Regions from separate parts of the Mus musculus genome. Here region 2 is linked to region 1. A link is a loop called in an ENCODE intact Hi-C map of the cell type or tissue named here. Cell type or tissue: heart. All regions are shown on one strand. Each heading gives the region's core, and the rest is flanking DNA. Links, peaks and the distances in the headings are about the cores only. Region 1 holds the start of Vegfa (vascular endothelial growth factor A). Region 2 holds the start of Gm41584 (a long non-coding RNA gene).

Region 1 (15,573 bases), core at 4,596-12,595:
GGGATACATAGTAAGACCAAAAGATGAAGATAAAACAGAAACAAGCTGAAACTAAAATGACTGAGGAGGGGTTAGAAGAGGGAGTTGGAGTTTCCTGTCTTCTGGGCTGAAGGTGTGTCTCGCCTCCATTAACCGGTGCTAGGCCCCGGATGTCACCATGGCATTCCTGCTAGATTTTTTTGGTGTTAAACATTGCTCTCTTCAAGAGTCATAAGGACACAGGCCACCCGAAGACGTGACATTTGGTATCAAGGAACAGTCTCAGCTGTCACTGTCTCTAGTGACTCAGAGCTAGGGAATCTTGCCTAGAAGTGGAGGGCCAGCAGCAGGACTGGTGAACTGGTGCTGACCAAGGTCACACTGCCTGTGGCCTTCTCAGCTCTCCTGGAGGCAGGGACAGACTAGAGAAAGTGTTATCCTGCTTTGTGCTCTGGTCTAGCCAACTGGCCCTGGGCTTATCCCAGGTTGCTGCTTAGGGCAAACGATGGCCCCAGCACTCAGTATATGACTAGACCTACCTCTACTGTCTGGATGGTTTTTTTTAAAACACTCTCTGGGGACGTATTACTTCCTTCCTGGTAGGGGACTGCCAAGAAAGCAGCGTGGAACTTACCCCTGACAGAACAGTATTGTCCCCTGGGCTCTGTCTAGGATGTTCCTTAAAACAATCCCTCAGCTGGGCCTACCCTCTAAGTCTTTATCCTCAGACCCAGAAGAGGACCTGGGAGGCAGCCTTACAGAAATCTCTAGAAATCCCTTGTCTCTTCTCCCCAGTTCACCCCAATGGCTAAATTCCTGAAACTCCTGCTTCTCCCCCAAAACCCAACTGAACGTGTCAGGTCCTTCAGGATGGCGTCACCTGCTCCTAGCAGTTATGTAGCCCATCACTTTAGCCTTTTGCTCACCTGCAGACGGGAAGTCTCTTCCACACTGTGGGAAAACAGGGTCCTGCCCAAATCAGAGCTTGCCCGAGGAATGTGGCAACCGCTAGGGAGTCTGTGCCCCATGCCACTTCATGCAGGAAGCATTTTGGGCCAGCCAATATGGCTGCTTTGCTGGCTAATGCTGAAAGACTTTTCCCCCCCACATTGCCTTTGGTATACTATTAAAAGATAAGAAAAATGACGAGAAGGAAGAGGAAGAGGAGGAAGAGGAGGAAGAAGAAGATGAGGAGGAGGAGGAGGAGGAGGAAAGATCGATTTTTTTGGCCTTTACTTTGAAAGGGCTGACATGGCTGCCCCACGCCCCTGGTTTGAGAAAGGTTTCAACGTGAAGCCTAGGTTCTGCTTATTTTATGAATCTCCTGAGTGTTGGGGATTCCAGATGAGCATTCCCATGCCCAACCTGACTTTATTTCAGTTCTGACAATCTCCTCCCTGTCTCTGAACAAGATTCTCTGAAGATGTCACTGACTAACCAACCACCTAGTGGATTGCTCCCTAGAGCCCCATGATGCCAGGAAAAGATTCATCCTGGTTGGTCTGACTTGCGTTAGCCAGCATGAGATCGACAGGGGGAACCCCCATTTCTTTGGGGGTACACTGTTTAAATAGGTTGAGAGACACAGGGATCTGTTTAGAATATTTCATGTCTGCCAGGCCCACTACACTCCCATGTCTCCTGTCCTGCAGTGACCTGGGGGAGAGACGCTGAATAGAATCTATTCTGGGAAATGAGCCCCCAGGAAGAGCAGGAATAGTGGGATACTTGTCACTTCCCCTCTTCTTTCTAGATTCCCTGAGGTTTCATTAAGTGACACTTACTAGGTCCATATCAGTGTACGGATGACACCATTGTGGAATGTGTTGGAGGCAATGTGCAGCTTGTATGGAATCCAGAAGTGACCCTTCCTCTGACCCAGCTTCAGATTGTGTCTCTAAAATGCATGACGGAGGTAGTTGGCCCATCCCTACCCTGATCCGGGTTACTCCAAACCCTTCAGGCCAAGTTTCAGTCTTTGCATGGCTTTAGTGCTTTGGAGAGGGAAATGTGCAGCGTCACTGCTCTGGCTCCCTGTACAGGCTCATCTGGGAACACCTTATACATATATATACACATATACTACATGTATATATACATATACTATACATATACATATCATGGCTATCTCAGGATAGGAGGAGGAGTCTAAAGCCGTGAAGTCGAGAAGAGCTGATTCCCCTCAAAGTCTCTTCATTTTGCTCCAAACCTCAGAATCCTTTACTGAGTCCCTCTTCTGTAGGCCCGTGGCCTTTCCCAAGACCACAGAACTGTGGTTCTCAGCCTTCCTAATGCTGAGACCCTTTAGTACAGTTCCTCATGTTGTGGTGACCCCCCCAGCCCCCCCCCACAGGCAACATAAAAATATTTTTGTTGCTACTTCATAACTGTAATTTTGTTACTATTATGGATCATAATGTAACTCTCTGACATGCAGGCCATCTGATATGCGACCCCTGTGAAAGGGTTGTTGGACAGTCCCTCCAAAGGGTTGAGGGTTGAGAATCACAGCTGGAGGAGGTGGAGATGAGAAGGGCAGCGCTTTGGGAGCCTTCAGTGTCTACAGCCTCTGTTATGCCACGATGAGAGACAGGGGCCCCCTGACAGGGAGCTACATTTGGTGTTCTTGCGGTTAGAGACAGACACGTGAGACATTTGGTGGCTTTCCTTTCTGACTCCTCTTAGTTGCTTAGAGCAGGGATCAGGATCAGGTGAGGAAACCCACAGGAGGGCTCTGGACCAGCAAACATTTACTAACTACTACTTTCCCTGCTACAAGAGAGCCATCCAGGAGGGGACTCGGGACTAGTAATGATGGGCAGGAAGGGATAGCGTGAGGAGCCAGCTCCCTTCCTCATAAGATCCTCATACTACTGCTCCATTGGAATTGGGGTGCCCAAGAGGTGCCAGCACCCACCCAGCTTCAGTACTGTGTGCAGAGGGATGGAGATAGTGGATTACACTGGGGGGGGGGGCAATAGGAAGATTGTTGAGTTCTCTTTCTCAGAAGTCCAGCAGATCTGGGTGAGGGCTGGGACTGGTTGGTCCCTCTCTTCCCACAGGTATCGGAGCCCCCTCTTGTTCCCAGGGGAGCCTAGGAGCAGCTGGGCCAAAGCCCAACCAGGAATTTTTCCAGGCTGGTTCCTATATCCAAGGGTGGGTTAGAGGTGGGGGTTTTGGAGAGCTCTTAAGGAAGACACTGAGGACATGGAGAAGGGGACTTAGTAGAAAGAGAGGGGACAGAGCCACACGGGCTAAGTGTGCAAGCATAGAGAAATAGCCAAGGGTTTTAGGGAGAATGGGAGGACAGAGTACACCCCTGAATTCTGTTTAGAAGATGAACCGTAAGCCTAGGCTAGAACTGAGGGAGCCTCTACTCCCACCCTTCCGAGGGTTGGCGGCAGCGCTGGGCAGCTGGCCTACCTACCTTTCTGAATGCTAGGGTAGGTTTGAATCACCATGCCGGCCTGGCCCGCTTCTGCCCCCATTGGCACCCTGGCTTCAGTTCCCTGGCAACATCTCTGTGTGTGTGTGTGTGTGTGTGTGAGAGAGAGAGATCAGGAGGAACAAGGGCCTCTGTCTGCCCAGCTGTCTCTCCTTCAGGGCTCTGCCAGACTACACAGTGCATACGTGGGTTTCCACAGGTCGTCTCACTCCCCGCCACTGACTAACTCCAGAACTCCACTTCCCGTTCTCAGTGCCACAAATTTGGTGCCAAATTCTCTCCAGAGAAGCCTCTCTGGAAACTTCCCAGAGGATCCCATTCACCCCAGGGCCCTAGCTCCTGATGACTGCAGATCAGACAAGGGCTCAGATAAGCATACTCCCCCCCCCCCGTAACCCCCTCCCCACATATAAACCTAGAGTTATGCTTCCGAGGTCAAACACGCAACTTTTTGGGTGTGTGTGTATGTCAGAAACACGCAATTATTTGGGAGCTCAAAGTCTGCCGCACTCAAGAATCAACTCTCACCCCCTTTCCAAGACCCGTGCCATTTGAGCAAGAGTTGGGGTGTGCATAATGTAGTCACTAGGGGGCGCTCGGCCATCACGGGGAGATCGTGAACTTGGGCGAGCCGAGTCTGCGTGAGGGAGGACGCGTGTGTCAATGTGAGTGCGTGCATGCATGTGTGTGTGTGTGTAGTGTGTTTGTGAGGTGGGGGAGAAAGCCAGGGGTCACTCTAGTTGTCCCTATCCTCATACGTCCCTGCCAGCTCTCCGCCTTCCAACCCCTACTTTCTCCTATATTCCTGGGAAAGGGAATTGTTCTTAGACCCTGTCCGCATATAACCTCACTCTCCTGTCTCCCCTGATTCCCAATACTCTGGGATTCCCAGTGTGTTCCTGAGCCCAGTTTGAAGGGGTGCACAGATAATTTTGAGGCCGTGGACCCTGGTAAGGGGTTTAGCTTTCCATTTCGCGGTAGTGGCCTAGGGGCTCCCCGAAAGGCGGTGCCTGGCTCCACCAGACCGCTCCCCGGGGCGGGTCTGGGCGGGGCTTGGGGGTGGAGCTAGATTTCCTCTTTTTCTTCCACCGCTGTTACCGGTGAGAAGCGCAGAGGCTTGGGGCAGCCGAGCTGCAGCGAGGCCGCGGCACTGGGGGCGAGCTGAGCGGCGGCAGCGGAGCTCTGTCGCGAGACGCAGCGACAAGGCAGACTATTCAGCGGACTCACCAGCCCGGGAGTCTGTGCTCTGGGATTTGATATTCAAACCTCTTAATTTTTTTTTCTTAAACTGTATTGTTTTACGCTTTAATTTATTTTTGCTTCCTATTCCCCTCTTAAATCGTGCCAACGGTTTGAGGAGGTTGGTTCTTCACTCCCTCAAATCACTTCGGATTGTGGAAATCAGCAGACGAAAGAGGTATCAAGAGCTCCAGAGAGAAGTCAAGGAAGAGAGAGAGAGACCGGTCAGAGAGAGCGCGCTGGCGAGCGAACAGAGAGAGGGACAGGGGCAAAGTGACTGACCTGCTTTTGGGGGTGACCGCCAGAGCGCGGCGTGAGCCCTCCCCCTTGGGATCTTGCATCGGACCAGTCGCGCTGACGGACAGACAGACAGACACCGCCCCCAGCCCCAGCGCCCACCTCCTCGCCGGCGGGCTGCCGACGGTGGACGCGGCGGCGAGCCGCGAGGAACCGAAGCCCGCGCCCGGAGGCGGGGTGGAGGGGGTCGGGGCTCGCGGGATTGCACGGAAACTTTTCGTCCAACTTCTGGGCTCTTCTCGCTCCGTAGTAGCCGTGGTCTGCGCCGCAGGAGACAAACCGATCGGAGCTGGGAGAAGTGCTAGCTCGGGCCTGGAGAAGCCGGGGCCCGAGAAGAGAGGGGAGGAAGAGAAGGAAGAGGAGAGGGGGCCGCAGTGGGCGCTCGGCTCTCAGGAGCCGAGCTCATGGACGGGTGAGGCGGCCGTGTGCGCAGACAGTGCTCCAGCCGCGCGCGCGCCCCAGGCCCCGGCCCGGGCCTCGGTTCCAGAAGGGAGAGGAGCCCGCCAAGGCGCGCAAGAGAGCGGGCTGCCTCGCAGTCCGAGCCGGAGAGGGAGCGCGAGCCGCGCCGGCCCCGGACGGGCCTCCGAAACCATGAACTTTCTGCTCTCTTGGGTGCACTGGACCCTGGCTTTACTGCTGTACCTCCACCATGCCAAGGTAAGCGGTCGTGCCCGTCTGCTGTCGCCGGGCCGTGGCGAGCGCCTCTCCCGCTTGGGGACGTGCGTGCGTGCGAGCGCGCGCGTGGGGGGCTTCGTGCCCCACGCGGGTCCTTGGGCACCGGGCGCGAGGCGTCCCCCTCTGTCGTCGTACGTGGAGGGGGAGGGGGTGCGCGCTAGGTGGGAGGGCGCCAGGATCGTCTCGCCGCCCACGCGGGCCCTGCCCACCCACCAGAGTCACCGCACGTACGATCTGGGCCGAGCAGCGGAGGGCGGGAGCCAGAGGAGGAGGCTGAGGGGGCTGGGCTTGTGCCGAGGCTGGCGGCAGAAGTTTGCTCCGGGTCGCGGGTCCCCGGAGAACTGGAAGTCCGGGCAAAGGGGGCGGGAGTCCGGAGCCCAGCGGGCATGCCTGGGGGTGCTCGGACCTTGGACCCGGGGAGGGCAGAGATCGTGGAGGGGGCAGGGCGCGGGCGACCGAGGGGGCTTTGCTGTCACTGCCGTTTGGGTCTCTGAGGCCCTTGCAGTGAGTTTGGGGAAAGTTTTAGGATGGATTGCTGCGGGGACCCTCTCCCACCGCTCTAGCTTGTTGGGCCACCTGCACCGCGCCACCCCCTCCCGTCCCCGCTCGCGTCCCGCGCGGTGCCCGCCCTCCCCCGCCTGGCCGGGCGCGCGCGGCGCAGAGCCGATTACATCAGCCCGGGCCTGGCCGGCCTCGTGTTCCCGGAGCCGCGGCTGCCGGAGCCCGGAGACCCGGGCGACGAGCGGCGCCCCTCCCCCCACCGGCCCTCCGCGAGGAAGGTGACCTCTGGAGGTATCCCCAGCTCCGGGACCCGGAGAAACTCCCATACCTCTTTCCTCCGTTCCCAACTTCTACCCGTGCCTCGCGCTAGGAAGAATTTCCCGACGCCCCTTCCCCCTTTTCCCCATTTCCTGCCTGGTGTAAAAAGAGAAGCCCTTCCCACCCTTTTATATTTTCCTTTTCTTTGCGAAGACTCATCGGACCTTTCCTGGACCCAGGGTCCAGGAAAAGGACGGTGACTGTCAGGCGTGGGGGTGCTGAGGCCCACCCTCGGGTTCTTTGTGGAAACGCTGACCTAAGTTTTGAGTTGGTGAAGGTGTGCTCCCTCCTCCCCTCACAGCTGTGCTTCAGGTTTTTTTTTTTTTTTGCGGGGGGGGGGGTGGATCAACGAAGGGTGGACTGACATCACCCCATTTCCCACCCCCACCCCCCCTTTGGAAACATGACTTGATATTTGCTCTGACAGGGGCAGCCTGGAACCAGCCCTTTCCCATACCTTTGGCAGGATCCCTTGTCAGTCAGTATCTCTCACACACTTTGTCCTGGCAAAGCCCGATGCCCAGAGAGCAGGTGGTTTAACTGCGAACTTGCCCACCCAACTTGCCTACCAAAGGGTCCTTTCATGCTTATTTCCACGAAGCTTCAGTTGTAGAGCCTTCTTGGAAAGGAGGCAGAAGGAAGGAGAAGGGCAGGTGTCCCTGCCACCATCCAGAGTTCCCCAGACCCTGGCACAAAGGCCTTGGTTCTGGGCCTCCATGTGGGGAGGAGGATAGGAGTGCTTGGCCACAGTGTGACCTTCAGAGGCCCCCAGAGAAGGACACCTGGCCAGTCCCTGCCTTAGAACCTCCCCATCTGGGAAGGGGTTCAAAGTTTCTGTTCCCTTTCTCCACGGGGGGCTAGACAGAAGAATAAGGAGAATGTCATGGGGCTATTGAGGGGGTAGTGAGGGCCTACAGTGCAGAATCCAGGGCCAACCTGAGGCAGCTGGAATGGGGAAGCTATCTCTTGAGAAGGGTCACCTCTGACCTTGGCCCTGGTGGCAAGACTGAGGGTCCCTGGATGAACTGCTCTTAGGGGACAGAGACAGACCAAGGGTGGGAGTTGGTCCTTCTGGGGCAGTTGGAGGTCCAGGTTGGTTGAGGAAGGTGGCAACAGGAGACCCTCAGGAAGGCCTGCCTGGAAGCCTTGGCTTGCTTCCACTGTCAGGCCCACAAGGCCTTCTTGGTGACCTTCACAGCTTCTGGGGAGGGGAGAAAGGAGCTGGTGGGGATGAGGAGGGTTGGAGGACCCCCTGCGGGCTGGGCAATACTGAGGAGAAAGCTTCCTTGGTTACCTTCGAGCCAAGTGCCCAGTCCAGGTGAGAGGCTTGGAGATGTGGGAGGGGGAGGCTAGCCAAGCTTGGGAGCTGCAGTCAGGCCCTGGGCAGATGGGGTGGGAGGGAACTTGGACTCTCCCTTAGGGGCTTCCTCCCAGCTAATCACCCCTTGAGCAACCTGTGGGTATGCCGAATATTCCCGAGGCCTGGGGAGAGTTGGGATGGGGGAGGGTAGTTGGTGCCCTTCGGTCCTCTGCACCCCTCCCTCTTCAACACGAGCTCCCTGGTATTTGTCATGTCAGCAGGAGAAGGTCACCACGTTGTTTTTCTCGCCCCCAGTCCTTCCTTCCTGCCCCAGTCCAAATTTGTCCTCCTATTTGACCTTAATACTTACCCATGGCTTTGGACCAGGGAATCGGGGGCAGTGGGAAAAGAGAGAGGGCAAGATTGGAACGGGACTGGGGGCCTGAGTAAAGCAGGATTCTGGTATTTTCCTCCTACACTGTGAGCTCCCTAGCGCCTGGTTAGTCTTTAACTTCCATGGGTTCAGAATTGACGCCGTCCAGAGTAGTGGGTATGCTCTGGACCTGCAGGGACCACTTACATGGTCCTGACCCTGTGTGACTCAGAAGCCTGGGGGTGGGGGGTGGGGAGGCTGGGAGCTGGGGGTTGGGAGAGAGAGACAAGAAGACATCAAGGGATTCAGTGGTCAGGCCTTGGACGCCCCGTGGCTGCCTCTGTCCCTGTCAACGGTCTTTACTCTTTGCTTTGTCCTCAGTGGTCCCAGGCTGCACCCACGACAGAAGGAGAGCAGAAGTCCCATGAAGGTGAGTCTCATGCTCTTTAATGGATCCCTGTTGTCTCAGTGGAGTGCAAGGATAAGCCCCACTCCTCTTTTTCAGATGGGGGGGGGGTTGGGGCACAGGAATAGGAGGCATGGGTACTGTTGAACTTAACCCTTGTGTTTCTTAAGATGTCTTCTGTTCTGCTTTCTGCTAGAAACAGGACTTGTTGCTTTCTCTAATAGGTTTTCTAGTGAAATTTTATCTGGAAAGCTTGCTGTGAGCACAGCCGTGGAGGAAGGAAGGCGGCAGCGTTCAGGGTTTCCAGATGTTCTGGGAGGTGTCTCTTGTACCCCCTTCTCTCAGGGGAAGATAAATGTTCAGTGCCACTTCCTACCCACCCATGGCCCACCCGAAGGGGCTGTGACCCTTCCTGTGTGAGGTGGAGGTATGAGGCTGGGGCAGGACAGAAGGATATCCTAACAGGACTCCCCAGTCCTGGCTTTCCAGTGTGGCAGCTTCCATAGACAGCGTTTGGGTGCTGTGAACTTCCCTGCAGGACCAGCAGAGGGCCGGCTATAGCTCTCAGCCGCCCCGCCCCCCTGCCCAACCCTGAGTCCGCCTGCCTTTTGTTCCAGTGTGGTTTGGAGTACCGGGATCCTCCCATTTCTCTGGGGACGCCCTGGCTCTCCCCAGCACTGAGTGTGGCCTCTGCTCCAGCCGGATGCCACTCCCCAAGTGTCCTTCCTCAGAGTTAGGAAGGCCCTGGGGTCTTTCTCCAGGCTAGTTTCCCTGACCCAAATCCACTGTGGCTGGAGGAACCAGCAGCCAAGGAAAGCTGGTGATGTCCAGCCGGTTTTGCCTCCTCCCCCAGGAGCTCTTTCTCTGGCCCAGGGCCTGGCTCTCTGCCACTCCCTGGCCCCGGCCACTGACAGGCCCCTACTTCCAAAGTGCTACCCACCCCCTTCTGCTTCCTAGTGGGCTCTGTGGTCTGGGAGAGGCAAGACAAATGGTCTTTGTTTGATGGAGAAGAGCTTGTCTGCTATAAATAAGGAAAACCACGAAAGCCCGATGCTGAAGTGTATGTGTGCACACGCCCGAGCAGCAGGACAGTGTTCTTTGGGGCAGGGGCCAGGCTCCCGTGGGTACTGGCCAAGTCACTTCCTCCACTTCCTATGGACCTTGGGGACTCTAAGAAGTTTTTGGAAAGGATTCTCATCTTAGGTCTTTTTACACAGAGCTCCCACCTCCATTCATTGCTCTGTCATATCGCTCCTCTAACTAGCCTGGGCCACCTCTGTCCCAGCCATGATGAAGGGTTAGTTAAAAAAAAAATTCTGGGTTAGTCGTCTTCAATATAGACTTTCCTTGAGAAGAATTTTTCAGATCTGATCTCATGGACATTTTTTTTTTTTTGGCTGTGTTTTATGTTAACCCTTTGAGGGTAGACAAGAGTCCTTTGCTTATTTGTCCAGATAGAAAAGAGAGCCCTTGAGCAGAGTACAGGGGTGGTGGCTTAAGTTCCCCCCACCCCTTTCCCTGTTTGACATCTGTGGCCATTGCTCCATCTTTTCTTCTGTGCCCCCGTTTCTCACCAGACAACCTATCATACACCTGGCTTCCATCTTCTTTACCTTTCTGGAAACAAACAAACAAACAAACAAACAAACCAAACTTTGAAGAGTAAAGGGAGGTTTGGCTGTGTCCTCAGGTTGGGAGGGTGGGGGTGTGTAGTCTCCGGAGCATGCACTTAAAATGCCTTTGGTGACATTCCAAACTTTGTGACCTGGAATGAGAAAAGAAGAGCTGTTTTCAGGGCCAGCAAAGAGTCAGAGCGCCACCACCTTCCTGCTCCCTGAAGTGTCTTTAGAGGTCAGGCTAACCTGCTTCTACCGATAGAGGCCTGGAGACTGGAGGGACAGGCCCAAGGTCATTCCAACTGCTAACAGAACTTGGGCCCCTGTGTGGGCCTGTGGTCCTTTTCTCACTTCATGGACAGGCTTCGGTGGGGTGTGACCAAAACTGGCAGGCTGAGCCACCATTTGGTGTTCCAAAGAAGTCCTGTACTCTCTAGTTCCCGCCCCCTGGCCCTCAAGTACACCTTCCTGTCTCATGTACCTCAGAATCTGACAGGGAAATGGTCTCTCCTGTCGTCTTCTAGATCAGCTTCTAAAAATGCGTCGTACGGAGGCAGCTCCTGCTCTTTCCATGATGCAAACAGTTTGCCCTCTTGGGCGGGGTTCTTAGTGCTGCCAGGACCTGCATTGGTTGGTGTGCCTGCCCACTGCCACCTGCTGATTTGTCTTGGGCAGAAGTCTGGGGAGGGGGGGACTGGCAGGTGTCTCTCGAAGCTTCTGTGTCTGTGCATGATATCAGTGTCAGAAGGCATAGCCAACATAGCTCCTTCTAACTAGTTCTTACTAGTATTGTGGCCTCTGGGATGAATGGTGGTGTTTCTCTGAGTCTCTAGATCTCCATTTATAAAATGGGTTCCTGGTTGTGCTTAGTGGGAACATGGGGAAGAGTGTATATACATAGCTGTCCCCGGTGTCCAGTGTGTATTTGATGAGTGGCTGTTGGCCTGGTTGGTGGTCTGGCCATAAAGCAGAAAGCAGGTGTACCCAGACTCAGGCTGTCATCTGGAGCCATAGTTGGTAGGAACTTGCTGTGACAATGAGGAATGGAGTTAGATGCGGCAGGGCCACCTCCCCTGGATCTGGACCTAGAAATGAGGGAGGGACTTCACTTTGAGCTTTAGAAACACTTGTTTGGTGTGGAGCTGTAAGGAGTGGTCTCACAAATCTGGGTGGCGATAGAGGCTGACCATCCTGCCTGGTGTCCCTCCCACACAGTGATCAAGTTCATGGATGTCTACCAGCGAAGCTACTGCCGTCCGATTGAGACCCTGGTGGACATCTTCCAGGAGTACCCCGACGAGATAGAGTACATCTTCAAGCCGTCCTGTGTGCCGCTGATGCGCTGTGCAGGCTGCTGTAACGATGAAGCCCTGGAGTGCGTGCCCACGTCAGAGAGCAACATCACCATGCAGGTGGGCACCTGCGGCACAGGGGACGGGGCGGGGGCAGGGGGGGCAGGAGGACAGTGGTACAAGGAGGGGCATTAGAAGGTTGTCTGGGCCTCTGCCTGGGAAACTTTTGGTAGGAGGAGCTAAATTGGGGTTGAGGGTGAGAAGACGAGGCTGGGGCTTCTTTGCTACCTTTGGGAAGAAGATGTCTGCTCTGCGCTCTGTACTTCCCTGCCGAAGCTCTCCACGATTTGACCATCTGCTTTCGTGACCTTTGCTCCCTGGGCTCGACAGGGGGGCCGCTGCCTGCAACAAGTGTTCTTCTCTTTCTCTGGGAGAACCCAAATGCTCCCCCAATCCTCACTCGAGGGTTCTATTGGGGAAGCTGGACGGGAGGGACTGGTCTATGCAGAGTTAAAAGCCAGTCTTGAGGTGCTGTTGCCTAGTGGGTGGATCTGGGCCCAGACGGGGTGGAGAGTGGGAGGAAGCTCAGCAACAGGCTGGATGGGTAGCTCTTAGGTAGCATTTAGGGGGTCAGGGTGAAGCTTGGGAGGGGTGCAGGAGGGGAAGGGATGGGGGTGGTAAGAATCCAGGACCTGAATTCCCAGCCTGGCCAACCCTTGCAGCTGTCTGCTCTCAAGAGGAGCAAGAGCCCCTTGAGGCCAGCAGGGTTGGGGGAGTTGGAGTGACCTGAGGTTCTTTTCTGTTAGAGCCCTGGTCCTCCTATCTCCACCACCTATCCCTGCTCAGTAGAACCCCTGGGTGCTAAATGGCAGGAGCCCCGGGGTGTCCCATAGGGGTATGGCTGGCTGGGTCACTAACCACTGTGATCTGCTCCCTCCCTCTACAGATCATGCGGATCAAACCTCACCAAAGCCAGCACATAGGAGAGATGAGCTTCCTACAGCACAGCAGATGTGAATGCAGGTGAGGCCAGAGCTTCACACTCAGGTGGCACACAGCTGATGCCTGGCTGCAGAGCTGAGCGTGTTACATGTGTTAGTGTGGGTCCACCTTCCAGCTAGCTGTGTGAGCTTCTGTGGGTGGTGGTGGTGATGGACCCCAGTGTGCTGCTGTTCCCCGTCTCTGGAATATGGGCACAACAATTCAGTGTGCCCTTCCACGGCATTATAGGGCCCCATGTTGTTGTTATGCAAAAAGATTAAGAGAGCATTGCTAAATCAGAAACGTCGTGTAAAATTATTACCAAATTGTTGTTATCATCACCCTAACTCCTCTGTGTCTTGTTTTCTCCTCCTTTCTCTACCCACTGCAGACCAAAGAAAGACAGAACAAAGCCAGAAAAGTAAGTGGCCACGTGCTAGCATTTCTTTCCAATTGTCTCTGTTCAGGGCTTCTTGCTTCCTCTCTTGGGTGCTCTGTTGGCCTCAGTGGCATTGGTTGGGTGGGTAGTATGGTGACCGAAGTGGGCTGGAGTCAGCTTTAAGCTTATGGCTCTAGAGCGATGAAGTAAACCCAGCCTGAAGAAGAGGCTGCCCTTCAGGGCTCAGGTCCCTCCCGGCCAGCACTCAGCGTTGTGGTGGAGTGTGCTATGAACACTAGCGTCCACAGCAGAGTGCAGGAGAGCGAGTGGGTGCCACAGGGCAGTTTCTGTGTATCAGGGGATGGACGTAGCCTGGGCCTTGTTGGGTGGTGACTGTGGCCATCCAGGTTTTTTAGGTCCCAGGAGATTTCTTGGTTGTGTGTGTATGCCTTTCCGTAGGGCTGTGGCAGGTAGCAGACCCAGCTCTCTTAGTGAGGGAAGAAAAGTGGAGTGGTAGTCATTTTCTGAGGCTTCCTGTTGATGGCCGGGGAAGGTCAGTTTAGGACGGGAGGGTGGCTGACATTGCTGGGGTCTAAACGTGCAGTGAAGGAGCGACTGAGAGAGAGCACCCCCATCCTTTCCCCCAACCCCACCCCACGCCCCTTTCTGTCTGCCCTACCATTTGGTGGATGTGAAGTCCTCATGCCTTCCCCTAAGCCCCCAGGTTCCACGACTACTGTATCTACTAGAGCAATGGTCCTGGAGTTTATCAGTGAGAGAGAGCAGGGCAGGCTCCAGGCGAGTGGCCCTGTGTGGAGAGCTTTCTCCTTCTATGCTTGCAGTGCTTTCTCCCAAGCAGGACAGACCTGCCTTCTTCTCCCCAGGTCCCTTCTTCCTGTCTCGCTTTCCCCGTGATAGACAGGCTGCCATATCTTTTCTGGGACTTGGCAGGCCTAGAGAGTGCTGGTTCCCTGGAGGGTGGCAAGCTGTAGCTTGTCCCTCCCAGCTGTTCCCTAGATGTCTGCTTTGCCCATAGGAAGAGTGGTAGGGCTCGCCCGAGCTCGGAAGAGAGTCTAGCTGCAGGCTTTGGCTTCTAGAAAAAAGAGCCTCTGGCCCCCTAATCACACACCCATACTACACTGTTCCTCTTCCCCTGGCCCCACCATCAGTGCTGGGCTCTGATGACAGCCACTCCCACTGCCTATCCTAGATGACTGCTCCATAACTGGTGCCCCATCTCCTGCCCTGGCTTATATGCCATCGCTCAAGCAACTGCCCCTTCCCACCAAGGATGCTATGAGGCAGGGCTCCCAGAGGGACTCCTACTCTCACACTTGGAAGTCAAGGCAGATAGTCTGAAGCACAGCCCACTTCTAACCCTTTCTCATTAAAGTCTGCCTTAGACAGTCTATTGCCTCCTGACCTTCAGGGTCTAACCGTTGTGGCTTGCCCTTATGGCTTTGCGCCCTGCCTGAGACCAGGGACCACATGAAGCCTAGAAGCTGTGCCTTTCACAGTTTCTGCTAATCACTCAAAGCCCTGCCTAGGGCTGGGATTACCACCCTACTGTGGGCAAAGTGAGGAGGAAGGTTCACGCTGTCTCTGCTCACCCGTGACTGAGGTTTGACCTAGAGGCTGCTCCAGGAAGTGACTAGGGTAGTTTTGGGTCTCCTGCTCCTGCCTCTGTCTTCTTCATTGCTCCTCTCTTCTCTTCCCTCTCGTTCTCTTCCTGTCTGTTTCTGTTTTTATATTTTCCAGAAAATCAGTTCGAGGAAAGGGAAAGGGTCAAAAACGAAAGCGCAAGAAATCCCGGTTTAAATCCTGGAGCGTGTACGTTGGTGCCGCTGCTGTCTAATTCCTTGGAGCCTTCCTGGTCTCCAGACAATCGCCTGCAGCTCCTCTAACCCTGCCCACCCCACCCCTGCCCCACCCCTACCTCCCCTCTGGCTCTTGCCCTGCCTCAGTCTCTCTCTCTCTCACTCACCCCACTAATGGCACCAATGGGTAGACTTGGTGGTGGCATTGTTGGCCCAGGGTTGGGTTGGGGTGGGTGGAAGGTGAGTAGATACGGAACACTCAACTCAGGGAGGGGACTCTGGCTTGGCTGGGCACCGACTTTCTCTCACCCACTGGGCATTGGTGGCGGGGCCGTTGTTGGCATGGGCACTGGGCATCAGGGCCCTCTCATCCAACTGGTTTCCACTGCTCTAGACTCTTGCACATGTCTGGAGGGTAGGGGTGGTGTGGAGGGCAACGTGGAATGAGTTGAGGGGTCTGTTGGTGGGAAGTGGACTGTGGTGGGCTGAAGTTGGAGCTTGAGCGGGCTGTGCGGTAGCCCGTCCTCGTCTGTTGGAAATGCTTTGACCCCTGGGTTTGAGGCTCCAGGATGGGAAAGCCCTCCCTATCCAGCCCAACAGAAATCACCCACAGAGGTCTCCTACGGTGGCCTCTTCCTCTGCTTATAGGCTGTTGTGGGCTCTGGAGGCCTGGCTGGTGGACAGTGCCACTGGACTTGGATTACCTTCTGCTGGCCCTCTCCCTTGGTGGAGGGTCTGGGCAGAGGCCCTTTTCCAGGGAGAAGGTACCCTGGTGGTCTCCTGGGTCACTTATCACTGTCCCCAGCAGGTGAAGAGTCAAGGTGTGTTGTGGGCACAGCAGTTGTGGGGGCCCTGTGGCCCCAGATAGGCCCATGTCTTCGTGGGGCACAGCACTGTCCCTCATGGAAGCTTACCCTCCCCCTGCACTCTGCCTGCCTGTGCCCTCCTCTTCCTG
Region 2 (15,573 bases), core at 4,223-12,222, 140 kb after region 1:
CCACGCATCTTCCTGGGCTGGTTTCCTAACGGACATATGGCTTCCTTTCAGGCATAGGAAACCACACATGCCTAGAGTCATTGAGATGGGACATAAGCTCGTGTCCAATGCAAATCTCCCTCAACTATTTTTGGGGGTGGGGTGGTGGTATTCCATTCAATTTTTTTCTCTAGCTAGTTTTAGTACTAAAAAGGTAATTCCCCCAAATCTGTTTAGGGGGTGTGTGCCCCAGGGAGCCCCAGTTCCCATCAAGCGGAAACATCAAACCTGATAGCAGCCTTGATGACCCCAGCCTTCCCGACAAGCAGTAAGTTACCCTGCAAAGCCAGTGTCTGCCATATTGGCCCAACTCCCTGGACTATCCCCTGTCGGCATTCAGTATACATAGCCATGCACAATTTCCCAGAGCTCGAAAGTTCCAGAAGGCATTGCATCAGGCTGTCACTTCTGCTATGGAGCTCTCCTGCTGTGGGGTTGGGGGAGGGGGGGCAGCTCCAGTGGTTTTTCTCAGTGCTGAGCTGGCAGAGGTTAGCCTCCAGCAGTGCTGTCTGTGGGTGCTGTAACAGCCTTTCCCATAGTTCCCGAGTTCCAGCGCTCTGTTGTGTCCTACCCTCTCTTCGTTATTATCCTCTCTGAGGAGGCACAGAGCGGCAGTCACTTCTTGGATGTGTTCATGTCCCTGTGTGTGCGCACGCGCATGCATGCTTGCATGTGGACACTTTATTGCTCTCCACCTACTTCTTGAGACAGAGTCTTTCCCTGACCCTGGAGCCCACTGATTTGGCTTCCCTTGTTGCTGACTGGCAGGCAAGCTCTAGGGGTCTTCCTGTCTCACGATGCCCAGCAGTCACTGTGCTAGGCCTTTCATTTAGAGTGCTGTGGGCGGGGGAGGGGTGGGTGTCCAGACTCAGGTTTTGGTGTTTGCCGTTCATATCTGCCTCTCTGTGTAAGAAAGCTGAGGGTTGGAGCCTGGGGAAGTCATGGGATCTTGACCAAGGTCATTCAGACCCTCCAAAGTCAGCTAAGATCTGAATCTAGAGCTTCCATCTCGGAAGAAGGTGCAGATATGCTGAGTTGCTTAAAAACAATGCTGGCTGGGCTAAAAAGTCAGGGGAAACAACATAGGCCGGCCCGTCAGGCTAGAGCTCTATCCAGAGCATCTCCAAGAGGAAGGCAAGAGGCTCTACCCTTGGGAGGGACTCCAGGAGGGATCCAGGCCAAGAGGGAGGCATGTTGTACACTGTGGTCTCCAACCACAAGCTGGCCTTCTTTTTAAACTTTACTTCTTTTACAAAAAACATATAAAAACTAATCTGTATTGGATGGTGCTTATTGTGTTCCAGGCAGATGCCACAGCATGGACGTGTAGAGGTCACACAACCTTAGGGGCTCAGTTCTTCCTTCCACCTTATCGGGTCAGGAGTTCTCTTGTAATTATTGTCTGTACTGTGTACATCAGGCAATTCTCCTGTCTCTCACCATAGCTCCCCCGCAACACACACACACACACACCTGGTTTGGCTTGAGTGCTGGGATTATAGATGGGAGCTGATTCATTTGGCTTTTCGCTTGGTTTCTGGGGACTGAACTCAGGTTTTCAGGCCTGTGAAAATAGTGCTGAGCCATCTCTCCAGCCCTAAAAATACATTTTAAATTAACAGAAGTATAGTTTCCAGGAGCCCGTGCCAAACTTCCTATGAGTCAGCATCCAACAGTCAATCAAGCCTGGGAGATTGTGTTAGCAGGGATCCCAGGAGGAGACCAGAGTCCCTGATTCGTAGCTTCCTGGAACCAGGACCCACTCTGGTCTCGTTTGGATTGATTCTGCAGCTAGTACAGGTCTCAGTTCTGGCGGCTGGATCAGTGTGGGATGCCCCTTTTTAATTCTCCCCAAGGATCTAAATGTCTTGAGTGCTAGCCCTGGTGCTAGCTAGCAGTACAAGAGGGCTCAGGCCTGTGCTGAGACCCATGGCAGCTACAGGTCACACCCACTCTAGGCTCTCTTCACTGACACCAGGATCTGCTTCTTGCTTTCCTCCATTCAGGCCCCAGCACCTGTGTCCTCTAAGGTCAGCCAGGTCTCCGTTGCTATTGCTCCTTAGACATCAGGGTGGCCTCCAACATTTTCCGAGCTTGTTTTCAGTTTGGCTGTAGCTCCGGGCTCTGCTTTACTTTTGCAGAAGTGCAGAGGGTTTCTCTGTGTGAAACCTTAGCATTGGCTCTTTGGGAGCTGGCCAGCATGAGGAAATCTGTCTATAGCCACACCGCCTGGGTTCTGGGCCTGGCTCCATTACACTTAGCTGTGTGGCCTGGGGCAAGCTGGTATGCTCCATCGTGAGGACGGAAGGAGTTGGGATGCGTGAAGCTCTGAAAGTGATGTCTGGCCCTTGGGGAGTGCACAGTGAATGTTCTGGCTAATGTCAGTCTCATTAGCAACGCAGCAGGGAGAGTGGAAGAGAAATTAGCCAATGTCCTAGGTTCTGGAGTTGTACAATTTGGCTTCTAGTTTCTAATTCTAGCTTTTAGGTCTTTCATTAACCTCTCAAACCCTGTTCCCTTCTTTCCGTCCTTATTAGTGTGTGTGTGTGTGTGTGTGTGTGTGTGTGTGTGTGTGTGTGTGTGTATGTGTGTGTGTTGTGTATCTGTGTGGTATATGCATTTGTACATGAGTGTATGAGGAGTCCAGAGGCTGATGATGGGAGGCTGTACCTACTAGGTTTGTGTCAACTTAACACATGCTGGAGTCATTTTGCAAAAGAGACCCTCGATAGAGAAAATGCCCCCACCAGGTTGGCCAATGGGCAAGCTTATAGGACCCTTTTCTTGATTGATGATTGATAGGGAGGGGCCCGGCTCACTGCAGACAGCACCACCCCTGGGCCAGTGGTTCTGGTGCTGTACGAAAGCAGGCTCAGCAAACCATGAGGAGCAAGCCAGTGAGCTGCACCCCTCTCTCCAAGGCTCTTGCTTCAATCTGCGGCTCCAGTCCCTGGGCTGACTTCTCTCAGTGATGGAATGACCTGAAAGTTTTCATCCTGGAATAAACCTTTCCTTCCACAAGTTGCTATTGGGCGTGGCGTTTTTTCACAGTCATAGAAACCTTAACTAAGATAGACGTCTCCCACCATAGCTTTCCTTGAAGCAAGGTCTCTCACTGAACCAGAAACTCACCAGTTTAGCAAGGCTAGATGTCTAGTGAGTTCTACAAATCAACTCCCCCAGGACTGGGGTTACAGATGTGTGCCTCGGTCCCGAGCTTATCACATGGTGCTAGGGCATCTGCGCTCAGATCCCCACGTTTTCACAGCAAACTCCAACATCAGCTTCTTGGTTGCCTAAGATTACAGTGATGTGCCACCATGCCTGGGTCATCTGTACAGGAGAACTTCTCCTATCGCACAGGAAGGTCGAGGATGGTGCCTGGTATCAAATAGATGTTCAGTAAATTTCCACAGCATGAATAAAGGCACGGGGGTGGTGTGAGAGACACACTTTGGATTATGGAAAAGGTCAGATGGTATACCTGACCATATGTAGGTCAAGAGGACAGGGCAAGAATCTCCCCAGTGACAAGGAGGTCACGGCCTGAGGAAGATCCTAGACTACTCAGGGATTCATGAGACAGACATATATATATATCATTGCTGTCATCAGCAATACTGTCACCCATGCCATCAAGGAGTCAAGTCACAGAAAGCCATGTGTGATGGCTAATTTAAGTGTTACCTTAATAGGCTCCATGGCAGTGATTCTCAACTTATCTAAGTCTGGGACCCTTTAAGACAGTTCCTCATGTTGGGGTGAGCCCTCCCCCAACCATCAAATTATTTTTATGGCTACTTCATAACAGTAACTTTACTACTGTTGTGAATCATAATGTAAGCATCTGTTTTCCAATAGCCTTAGGCGACCCCTGTGGGAGGGTTGTTCTATACCCCTACCCCAGAGAGGTTGTGACCCATGGGGTGAGAACCACTACACTAGAAGCATTGAAAAGACAAGTCACTGGCTCCATCTATACTGTAGGTGGTACCAGCCCATGGACTGAGAGGTCTCTGAATAGAGGGAGTCAGAGAGCTGAGCACCGGCTTTCACGTTCATGTCATTCCCTGCTTCCCGACTATAGATACATTGTAGCAGCTGCCTCACCAGGCACTACGCTCTCCCCACATTGGTAAACTAAGCTCCCCACCCCCCTACTAAGTTGCTTTCGTCAGGGTATTCTGACCTAGCAATGAGACAAGTAACTGATGTAGCATACCACTACAGGCTAGAAAGTGCATCTGGCAATGAGGTTAGTAAAACGGCAGGGTGTCTAAATCAGTTTGAAGGATGACAAAAAAGCAAAGGACCTCCCTGTGTGGCTTTACATGAAGACATGGCTCACACTCTCACAGTCCCTGTCCTGGAGGGGGTTGCCTCCACACTGCCCTGGTTCCTCCTTCTCTCCCAGTCCCCATGTTCTAGCCCTTACTTGGGGTTGTCAATGCTCTCCCTTACTGAAGGGAAAGTAGAAGGCACATCAGCCCCCACTGTCTAAGGCCATCACCAAAGGTCTAGCTTTCTGTTTAACCAGTGGTCATTATTGGGTACTCAAGGTCATAATGATGTCTTGTTCAGTAGTAATTTCTTTGCATCCCTTCTATAAACTGACAACCACATGAGGTTCAATAGGCAGCTCTCACTCCTCTTGATACCACTGCTGGAGACCAGTAAGGGGTACATACTTCAGTGTCGTATCTCTAGTGTCCCCAGTGATACAACCCAGAGACAGACAGATGAACTAAGCATATAAATCAGACCAAGCACTGTTCTAGCCTACTCTCTGCTGCTATGACAAATACTAGGACCTTAAGAGAGAAGAGAATGGGTTTGGCTTATATGCCCAGGTTACACCCATCATTGAGGGGAGTTAGAGCTGAATTCGAGCAGAAACTCAAAGGCAGAAACCACAGAGGATGGCTGCTTGTGGGCCTGTTTACTCACAGGTTCACGCTTAGCTAGCTAGCTTGCTTGCTTGTTTGCTTATCCTTTCGTTTTTTCTTTTTCTCTTCTCTGTTGACATCATCTTCTTCTTATCTTCTTCCTCCCCCTTCTCTTCCTCTTCTGCTTTTCTCCTCCTCTTCCTCCTCTTCTTCTTCTTCTTCCTCCTCTTCTTCCTCCTCTCTTCCTCCTCTTCTCCCTCCTCTCTTCTTCTTCCTCCTCTTCCTCCCCATCTCTCTCCCCCTCCCCACCCCTCCTCCTGTGTACCCCTGGTGATCCTGGAACCCACTCTGTAGACCAAGTTGTCCTCAGAGATCTACCTGCTTCTGCCTTCCTAGTGCTGGGATTAAAGGCATGGGGAACCACAGTAGTTTTCTTATATTCAGCCCAGGACTAATTGCATAAGGATGGTGCCACCCATGGTGGGCCAGGCTCCAGTGCTTTGACTAACAATCTGATCTAGGTTATTATTTAATCAACACTTTTCTCTCAGGAGACTCTAGGCTGTGTCAAGCTGACCAGGACAGGTACTTTATAGATATGAAGTCACTCAATCCTCACAACCCTGATAATCGTGCTGTTATAACCTTCATTCACAAAGAGGAAACTGAGTCGCGGAGCTGTTGAGCCATTCATATAAGGTCACACCACTGAGAGATGACAGGATTCCAACCTCAATATCCTGGACACAGACCCAGTTTTTACCTCCCTCTGAGCTCTCAGGAACGCTTCTGGAGTGACAGACATGATTCAGAACGGTGACAGGCAGGCAGGCAGGTATGCTCCTGCTGGGAACTGGGGAGCAGGCTTGGCTTCAGACTGATTTGAGAACTGAAGTCAGCAGTTCGGCATCTCAAGGCCTTGTGGCCCTGGCTCCGCCTCTGCCTTGCCCTACCAACCACCTGGCCAGGCACAGGCACGGGCAGCCAAAACAGAGCTTGGTTGCTAGGGCACTGGCAGGGATGCCTTGCCCGATAATCCCGGCCTCTCTGGGAACCCAGTCTCCCCCTGGCCATGTCTGTCAAGGCCATCTAGCTTGGCCTAGATGCCAGCTGCTTCCTCTGTCGTTTGTCCCCTTCCTGTAGCCCCTCTAAAGCCAGGAATGTCGGCTCCTTTCCCACTCTGCTTCTGTGGCCTCCCTGAGAGATCAGCAATCGGGACAGAACTGTAAGGGTCAGGCTGCCCGGGTCCAGCTCTGGACCTGCTGTGTGACTTTGGGCAGTTTTGCTTAACTTCTATGAGCTCCGATTAACTTACTATGGACATCAAAATAGGCTGCTGTGAGAGTTAGACTGGAGAGGAGTTAGAACATGGGAAGATTTTTTAACAGCGATGCATTTGAGTTCCATGTGCATTTGGTTAACAACATTCAGATGTCTTCTCAGCCGTTCCTTTAAACTGATGAGCACAGAGCCGATTCTCTGGGGGGGGGGGGGTTGGGGGGAGGGAGGGAACTAGTAGGGCAGTTACAACCACCATGATCCCCAGCCCTGCTCCTCTAAAACCCAGAGCGGGCTGTCAGGTCTTGCTCCAACCCTTCCTTCAAACCATCCCTGGGCTAAGCAGGAGTTGGAAGAAGCCCCTCTCCTCATTCTAGGATCCCGTAGAATGTGTGGTCTCTGAGAAAGAGCCTGAAGCTGCCGGCTCCAGCCTTGAAGCTCACTGAAAAAGCTCGTTGGTATCTGGGCGCTGAGGCTCAATTCTCTCCCTGATACACCGAATGACTGTGTTGTTTCTCTTAGTCTTTATCATTCCGTTATCCTTAGTAGGGTCCAGAAGGTTCCTTGCAAACACATCAGTGTCGATTAAGCAATTAAGCAGCAGAAACAGACTTCCTTATGCTGTTCTGACAACCCCCCACCCACACACACACGATGTTCCTGCCCATAGCTTACATGCACTGCATTCCTTCAGCCCCCTCCCCAGGTCATCCTAGGGAGAGAGGAATGACAGGTGACCAGGGAATGCCGGTAGCCAGGCTCCTTCTTTTTATTTCCTTTGCATACCTTTCATTCTCCCTGGAGTTGCTGATCATAATTTTCCGTGTATTTAAAGGTATCTCGGTGACTCTCGCTTTATGAAAACAGTAGCAGCTAACATCTGTGGAGCGCTTTGTAGTTTGAAGCACAAAGCCTTTTCTCGGTAACGATGTGTTTCAAACTTTACAGTAGCCTTCTGAGGTGTGTGATGGTATGATCCCATTTTCCAGATGAGGAGCCGAGGCACAAGCAAGGGAAGTGACTTACAGTTCAGGAACAAGTTTTGCCCTAGGTAGACGGTCTGTACTCATCTGACCTCTCCTGGTCCCTGGACCATCTCCTCTTGGTCGGTCTTCATCTTCTCTGTGTTCCTGGTTCTACTTTGTCTTTTTGTAGAGATTGCTTAGGGAAGGCTGACCTGGGCCATGTTCCTCTGCAATTCTAGAAGCAAATGGAACTCACCAGGCCTCCTGTGAGGCAGCCTGCTCACTCTCAGACTTCCCAGGCTTCCAGGCCTTATGTGGCAGGTAACACATAGCTCAGCAGGTGCGGGTCCGGCTGGGCCCATGGAGGCTCAGAAAGGCCAAGTCAGCGGGTCAGAGTGCTTGCTTCTTTTGCACAGGACCCAAGTTCCACATCAAGTTGTTCACAACCATCTGTAGTTTCAGCTCGAAGGGGCTGGACGTCTCTGGCCTCTTCAGGTATCCACAGACCCCTTCACACATATATCTACATGCAGTTAAAGATAGATTTTAAAAAGCATGGATATGTACATAAATCTATACGTATACATACATAGCTATGCAAGTCATATTTGCATACTACTTGCAAATACAATCACACATGTGCACGTATATTTCACACAAGAAATTTCATTTCAAAATTTTCATTCACGAACACACTTGCACAGACATAAACCATGCAAATGAACACACGCTAACCTACATAAACAAACATACATGTATACATCCATGTAGCACACACAGACACCTACATCTTTGCACACATGTGCCCATACTGCAGGGTACCTACCTGGCTTGGACTGTGGGGAGGTGATGGGAAAGTCAGTATGTCTGGATTCTGCAGGTCTCTGGTGACCTTGGGGTGAGTATGTCCTGTCTCCTCTCTTGAGGTGTTAAAAGCAAGGGCTAGGTCAGTAACTGCTTGCTATAGGCCAAGAAGGTATGGTCCCCAGACCACAAAGATTTGAGGGTCTCCTACAAGCCATTGCCTTGCCCCAAGTTTGACACTGGCCATGAGTGCTTCCAGGGGCTCCAAGAGGCTGCAAGATTACAGTTCAAAGATACAAGAATGGGTGGTCCAAGCAAGCTGGCCTTCGGGAATGCCCCTTTTGGACAAAATAAGGAATCAAACCCAGTCTGTCAGACTCCGGACTACCCACACGGGTTGGACCACATGAGTCTCTGGGATTATCACACCACAGGTGTTCTGTCAGGGTGAACAGCCATTGACCTGAAGACCAGCAGCCCTAAAGGGGCCAGCGTCTGACAAAGGGTTCAGATACCCAAAATTCTTTGGCAAAGCAGACTCTCTACATGTTTGGGACACCCCCTCCCCTGTTCTTCACCCCCTCCTGAGGGGTGTGTCTACAGAGTTGGGGAGGGCCCTAGGCTTCCCCTCCCTGTCCTCTTCCCAGCTGTGGTTCCCCACCCCCACACATTCCTCCTCCTCAGACATTCAGACATTCGATTCAAGGGCTTGGTGGTGATTTCAGGCAGGGTTTGATTTGCTCTCAAGCGTTTCCCTGAGTGGCCCCTGGGTGTTTGCTCTGATCCAGATGGCATCCAGATGCAAGCCTCCCTCCTCCCTGCCCCCGCAGCTGGAGGAGCCCTGTCCTGACCTCCACCTCACACCCACCTCCCTGCCCCGGCAGCTTTGTCCCTCCGGCCTGAGGTCAGGGCACGGACCAACACCTCTGCCTGCGGCTCTCTCCACAGCTGGGCTCCTGGCCATCCTATTCTTGGTCTTCCCTCCTCAGCCTTTGTTCGTTTCAACAGGTCATTGCTGCGAGAGCCAAAACAAATGTCAGTGTGATAATGAGGGAAGCCGGGATGTGGCTCTGCCCGTTGGGGCGGGGAGGGGAAGACCCGTACGTGTTGAAGCCGAGGGAAGCAACACATGCCTGGAGCCTTGAACCTCCAGCTCAGATCCCTAGGGACCAAATCCAAACGCGGAAATGGGCATCGATGACTGCTGCGCTACAAAGTGACGAGGCCAGCAAGCCCCAAGCAACAGCTCCTTAAAGAGTACCCCATCCTGTACTGTGCGAGCACTTCCATTTACAGATAGGGAAACGACAAAAGGTCAGAATTTGACTTTAAACAGGGGACTCCCAGAACGCACGGGGTTCTCTGGGTAGCCTGCCTGAACCAGGCCTTTGGGCGCTGCCTCCAGATGTCCTTCCTGGTGCGGTGAGAAACGGCCTCGGGAGCCCCGATGGAAGACCAGGGTGGGAGTTCCTGTGTATAAGATGGTCTCACTGCTTCTGAGATTCTGGGTTCCCGGCTTCTCTGCTCCGTCCAGCGCTGGACTCTAAACCCAGGAGCCAGCCCAACACTTGGCAGCCCGGGAGCCAGGTGGCCCTTGATGACCTGCTCTTAAGCCGTCCACTTCCCATTAGAAGTTAATGTTTAGACCTCTAGCAGACCCTGGGTGGCTGCTGTAGGCATCACAGAGGTCAGGAGGTCTCCCCTGGCCCTGGAGACACTTCGGGGCTTCAGGTATCTGTCACCCCCCACCCCCACCCCTCTCACACACACCGGCAAGAGGAACAGGCAGGTGTGTGTCCACATGGACCTTCTTCTTTGTGAGGTGTACAGTCAAACTTCCTTGATGGAAGACGGAGCATTTGGCCCCGGCTCAAATGTACAGGGCAGACATTTCCTAGAATTGTTAAGCCCTGGCCCTCGCAGGTGTGGGAAGAGGAGGCGGGGCCGGGCCTCCCAGCCAATAACTGTTGGGGAGCCGTAGGGAACTAGGTCCTGAGGGCCCACGGGAGCAGTACTCACCCTCTGGCCTCCCTAGTCCTGGACAATACCAGAGACAGGCATGCAGGGCAAACTGCTGGTCCCAGGTTTGCACCTCTTGTCTCTGTCTTCCCGGTAGCTCTTTTGGGTGGCCATCTAGCAAGTGAGAGCCTGTCCTCTCTCCTGCCTTTTGCCTGCCATCCCTCTCTCCATCAGCCCTTCCTTCTTCCTTCACCCCTTCCTTCCAGTCTTCCTTCCCTCCAGATTCTAAGTGAGCTCAGCTCTGCAGCCACAGAGAAGCTGTGGGCCAGGATTCTCCCCTGAGGGAGCTGGGGAATCTGGCCCCGTGGAAGTATTATTATGGGTAGGTCTGAGAATGTAACTCAGTTAGCACAGGGTTTGCCTAGTATACCCAAACCCCTGGGCTCGACCCCTGGCATTGAATAAACCAGGCAAGGTGGAACACACTTGTAATCTCACCGTTCTCGAGGTGGAGGCAGGAGGGTCACAAGTTCAAGGCCACTCTTGGCTGTATAGCAGCTTGAAGGCTAGCCTGAGCTACATGAGACTCTGTCTCTTGGGGAAAGGGGATGGAAGGGGAGATTGTCCCAAGTCTGAAAAGAGAGAGGAGAGTCTCTCTCTGTCTGTCTCTCTCTGTTTCTCTCTGTCTCTCTCTGTGTCTCTCTCTCTCTCTCATGGTTTTAGAGCTTTATTGTAGAAAGGCAGGGAGAAGAAGAGAAGGTAGAAAGAGAGAGGCCCACCATGGCCATGTGGGGGGGGGAGGAGATAAGGAGAGAGGGAGAGAAGGAGGGCTAGAGAGTAAGAAAGGTGAGGGTTTAAAGAGTGAGAGTCTCTTTTTCCACCAAACTCTGTGGGCTGGTGGTACCCACCCGCACCAGGAGTGGGACTGGGGTGGGGGTGGGGTGTCGCCTAAGGAATCAGCTATCTCTAAACTCCTCGAGTCAGAAACAGGTGGTGTGTACCTGAGGATTTCGGTGATGGCTAGAGGGAGGGACATTTCTGCCAGCTGTGTGTTGGTAGTCAGGTAGCCTGAGAGGGGACCTGGGGCTGGCACACCAGTCCCCACAGGTTAATGTTTGACCCGGAGCCATGTATTTTTCCACTGGGTATTTTTATCCTCTGTGCCTGACAGTGGGCAGCTGGGTGCTGTCCTCTGTGGGCATGAAGGAGGGGAGCAATCACTGGGGTGGCTTTGGGAGGGGTAAGACTGCAGGGAGGGGGGGGGGAGGGCTAGAGGAGAGAGGCACATGTCCCCATGGCTTTTCTCATCAATGGGACCAAATACAAAAAGCAGTGTATGGGAAGAAAGGTTCGTGTTTTGGTTTGTTTGTTTTGTTTTTCCCCCTTCGTGGTTTGATGGGGCGGAGTCTATCCTAAGGGGGCGTGGCTGAAGTCAAGGCAGCAGGAACAAGTCACCAGGTTCCTCAAGTCTAGGCAGACTAAGAAGTGGAGGGAAGAACATGCTGAGGCTCAGTTTGATTTTTCCTTTGTCCTTTTATTTCAATCCAAGGGTCCCAGCCCACCTGATGGTGCCACCCACTTTCAGGAAGGGTCTTCTACCTCACGTGAACCTCCCTGGGAACAGCCTCACAGACACCTAGGTGATTCCACATCTAGTCAAGTGGACAATGAAAAGGAGCCTTTGAATGCCCACGCCCTGTCCATTGACATCCAAATACTCATCTCATGTGTGAGCGGTATATGATGTGTGTGTGTGTGTGTGTGTGTGTGTGTGTGTGTGGTGTGTGAGCAGTGTATGGTGTGTGTGTATGTGTGTGTGTGTGCGAGTGGTGTGTGAGCAGTGTATGGTGTGTGTGTGTGTGTGTGTATGTGTGTGTGAGTGGTGTGTGAGCAGTGTATGGTGTGTGTGTGTGTGTGTGTGTGTGTGTGTGTGTGTGTAGGCACGCAAACATACGGTGGTTTTTAAGAACAACCACATGGAAAAGAAACAAATGGAAGAGCCCAGAGACAAGCTGGCTTTTGATCACAGCCCCAGCCCTGGGCCTGCCCTGGGACTACCCCATCCCTAGTTGAGTAAGGACTGGCAGAGATGCAGGGAAGAGGATAACTTGGTGTCCCTGACCCAGCTTCTCAGGAGAGTCAGGATGTTCCTCTAAGATGCTAACAGCACAGACAGAAATTGTTCTTTTCTATGGCTGGAGCTGGTGATGGTGGTGACAACGGTTCCAGTCTTGCTCCTGGGCCAGTGTGGCAGGGAGAACACAGCTTGCTCCCAGGGAACCACCATCTAAGGGAAAGGGGGATGAGGTCTCATGAAGAGAGTTCTGTGTCCAAAACGAAACTATACATACTGGGTGCTTCTAGTTCTGGGTCCTCCTAGTTCTGGGTCCTCCCTCCTAGCTCTGGATCCTCCTAGATCTGGGTGCTCCCTCCTAGCTCTGGATCCTCCTAGCTCTGGATCCTCCTAGCTCTGGGTGCTCCCTCTTAGCTCTGGTCCTCCTAGCTCTGGGTGCTCCCTCCTAGCTCTGATCCTCCTAGCTCTGGGTGCTCCCTCTTAGCTCTGGTCCTCCTAGCTCTGGGTGCTCCCTCCTAGCTCTGATCCTCCTAGCTCTGGGTGCTTCCTCCTAGCTCTGGTCCTTCTAGCTCTGGCGTCCAGCCCTCTCTGGTTTGGTTTCTTCCTCACAGAAAGGTCTGGCCTGAGCTGACTGACTGCTGGGCTGTGCACAGCCTAGTATCCAGAGTCATTCCCACACACAATGAGAGTCCAAGGGCGGGAAGGCCTCAAAAGCTACTCAGCCAGGATCAGCTGGTGCCAGGTGTCAGCCAGAGCAAAGACAGCTTCCTTCCTGTCCCTTCCAAAAGTTCTAGAGATGGGCCTGTAATCTCAAGTGCAACAGTGTGGTATCTTTTCATCAATGTCAACCTGACTGACATTAGAATTACCCAGCGGTGTGTCTGTGTGGGAGTATCTGGGCCAAATTAGTTGCCGTAGAAAGTCCCACCCTGTGCTCAGCACCATCCGTGGACCTTGGTCCTAGACTGAATAGAAACCAAAGGAGAGGGACGTCTGAGTACCAGCATCTCTCTCTCTCTCTCTCTCTCTCTCTCTCTCTCTCTCTCTCTCTCTCTCTCTGCTTCCTAACTGTTGCTGCAATGTGGACCAGCCACCTCATGTTTCTGGCCTCCCTGCCAAGATGGATCATATCCTCCAATAGGAGACAGGGAGATGGTTTGATAGGTCAAACCTGAGGTCAGTCCCCAGAACCCATATCAAAAGCCAGCTGAGGGGCATGCATCTGTAACCCTGGCACTCTCAGAGCGGGATGGGAGACACAGGAACCGTCCAGAAGTTCAGCGGCCAGTTAGCCTGCGGTACACAGGATGGCAGAACCAATGAGAGACAGCGTCTCCATACAGAGAGAAGGAGAGAACTGACTCCCAAGTTGTCCCCTGGCCTCTTTACAGTGTATGCACTATGGTACATCAGCCTGCCTGCACAGGCTGTGGTATGTGGGAGCTTACACACACACACACACACACACACACACACACACACACACACACACACTAAATAATAAGAAAATGATGAGCAGAAATAAGCCCTTCCTTTCTTAAGCTGTTTCCGTTAGGTACTTTGTCACAGGAGTGAGGTAAGCAGTTAATATGGTGGAGGGTGGGGTGGGGGGCAGTGGATCCCAGGGTCAACCTACTTCCCAGCTGAGTAGGTACAGGTGATCTCCACCTACCCCAGACCCAGAACTGGATGGTTGGGTAGGCTGGCCTGAAGCTGGGCTTTTTCAAAAGCTGAAATTCTGCTGTGGAAGCCAGGGACTTTGTGGGACTGGGAAAAGGTTCCCCGGGCAAGGACACAGGGCCCTGTCAGAACAGAGTTGACCTCTGTCCCAAGGTGCTCTACAGTAGAGTGTAGTGTAGACCAAGCAGAAGCAGGAAGACCCTATCTGAACCTGTTAACCAGGTGGCCACATGTCTAGCTGACAGTCAGTCATCTCGTCTGGCTTTACCACCCACTGTACTTAGTCATCCCAAATCCAGTTAAGAAATATACTGTGTGCCCTTGGCTCTGGTTGGTGTCTTGTTGCTCCTGGCTACAGACGCGGGAATCTCCAACAGTAGGCCAGGAGATTCTAGAACAGTGGTTCTCAACCTATGGGTCGGGACCCCATTGGGGTTGCATATCAGATATCCTGTAGATCAGAGATTTACGGTGTGATTCATAACAGTGGCTAAATGTCAGCTATGAAGTAGCAATGAAAAATGTTAAGGTTGGGGGTCACCGCACGTGAGGAACTGTATTAAAGAGTCGCAGCATTAGGAAGGTTGAGAACCGCTGTTCTACAAAGAGACACAATTTATAGAGGCTCCTTAACCCTACCTTGTCCTATGAGAACCCAGAAGGCAGTGAGCCAGGATGAAGGTAAGGATTTTGGGGACTCTCAGAGGATCCTATTCTTTGGGAGGAATTTGAGGTTTTGCCTCTGGAGACACTGAGGAGTCCTAGAGTTGGGAAACCTCCACCCCGTGGCTCAAGCTTTTGCTGTGCAAGAAGCAAAGGTTACAAGCTTGCACCAATTCTCTGAAATGGAGGAACTGTTTTCTCATTTGGTTGTCAGAAAGGGGAATTCCGAAGACTAGCTTTGGGCCCTGGCTTTGCATCCAGCCCAACCATTTCTTAGAAGCCGGTTGCTTTCTGGTAGTACCCTCCCACCTCCAGCTATTGGCCCGTTGTTTTCTGGTCATACCTCCCACCTCCAGCTATTGGCCCGTTGTTTTCTGGTCATACCTCCCACCTCCAGCTATTGGACCGAGCCTGGCAGATAGATGGATCTATGGAAACTTAGTGTTCAGAAAAGACACAGACTTTAACAACTCCCTGTTTGGAGTTGGAGAACTGGAATGAAGAAAGGTCACACCCCACCATCAGATAGATGCTCACCAAACCTCCTCTCTGTGCAGTACCCTGGCTGCCTCTCCCGGGAGCATTCTGTATGACCAGATGAGGCAGTTATCTTTATCCTCATGGTCCTCATGTTCCCCTTGTCCCTGAGCAGTGGAAACGGCTCTTTTTTCTTGAGCTGTGGCTCAGGAGATATTCAGAATGGTGCAGACAAACCTGTTATCCAGAGGCACTGATTTATATTCTCAGCTATTCCAGAGGCGGGGGCAGGAGGATTTTGTATATGTCATAACTTTTCTCACTGTTTGTGGCTGCTAATATTACTTAAGTACTTTCTCAGTAGATGGCCTGCATCTGTACTCATGGCCCGGTCTCCACAGGACCCAGGTGACTCTTCTGAATCTCTTTGGCACATGGCTGCCATTCAGTGCCTCAGCTGCTCAAAGCACAGGGGCAAACGGCCACCATGTTGAACAGCGCAGATACTGAAGCCCTCTATTCATTGCAGGAAATTCTACTGGATTCCTTGTCCAGGACAGACATGGAGCGAAGGAGATGATCTTTCCGTCGAGAGACTAAAATAATAATGAACAATAATGATAACAGAGGCAGAGATCTACTGAGAGCTTCCCTTCAGGGCAGGCCCAGCGCCAAACTCATAATCCTTACCCAATCCTGGGCTCAAGGAGGTTACTCAGGGTCACTGGAGCTAGCAAATGACTCTAGT

The links. Hi-C counts contacts between places; a loop is a spot of excess contacts. Peaks named below come from ENCODE experiments on the same cell type or tissue, not always from the same donor. Only the 100,000 strongest peaks of a DNase experiment are listed, where the experiment ranks them.
Region 2: a loop joins it to region 1, with 6 times the contacts of the local background. A loop is called at or near these places in 5 of 42 quality-filtered maps.

What each region holds. Positions count from the first base shown.
Region 1 is chr17:46,021,335-46,036,907 of GRCm38, reverse strand. It overlaps Vegfa (vascular endothelial growth factor A), which reads left to right and starts at 4,531. Exons shown (of 7, transcript NM_009505.4): 1 at 4,531-5,617; 2 at 8,509-8,557; 3 at 11,365-11,561; 4 at 12,388-12,464; 5 at 12,814-12,843. The coding sequence starts at 5,018. In heart, for the core only: a CTCF peak has its summit at 9,058 (motif pointing right); DNase peaks (open chromatin) are centred at 5,027, 6,057, 6,277, 9,257 and 6 weaker places; H3K4me3 peaks cover 5,914 bases; H3K27ac peaks cover 6,323 bases.
Region 2 is chr17:45,880,007-45,895,579 of GRCm38, reverse strand. Gm41584 (a long non-coding RNA gene) reads right to left here and starts at 10,270. Exons shown (of 2, transcript XR_876835.2): 1 at 7,995-10,270; 2 at 6,957-7,691. 4930542M03Rik (RIKEN cDNA 4930542M03 gene) reads left to right here and starts at 14,128. Exons shown (of 2, transcript NR_152136.1): 1 at 14,128-14,366; 2 at 15,355-15,573. RefSeq lists an enhancer at 7,848-9,888. In heart, for the core only: no CTCF peak of the experiment used is centred there; DNase peaks (open chromatin) are centred at 5,899, 9,039 and 9,819; H3K4me3 peaks cover 773 bases; H3K27ac peaks cover 3,285 bases; H3K27me3 peaks cover 2,780 bases.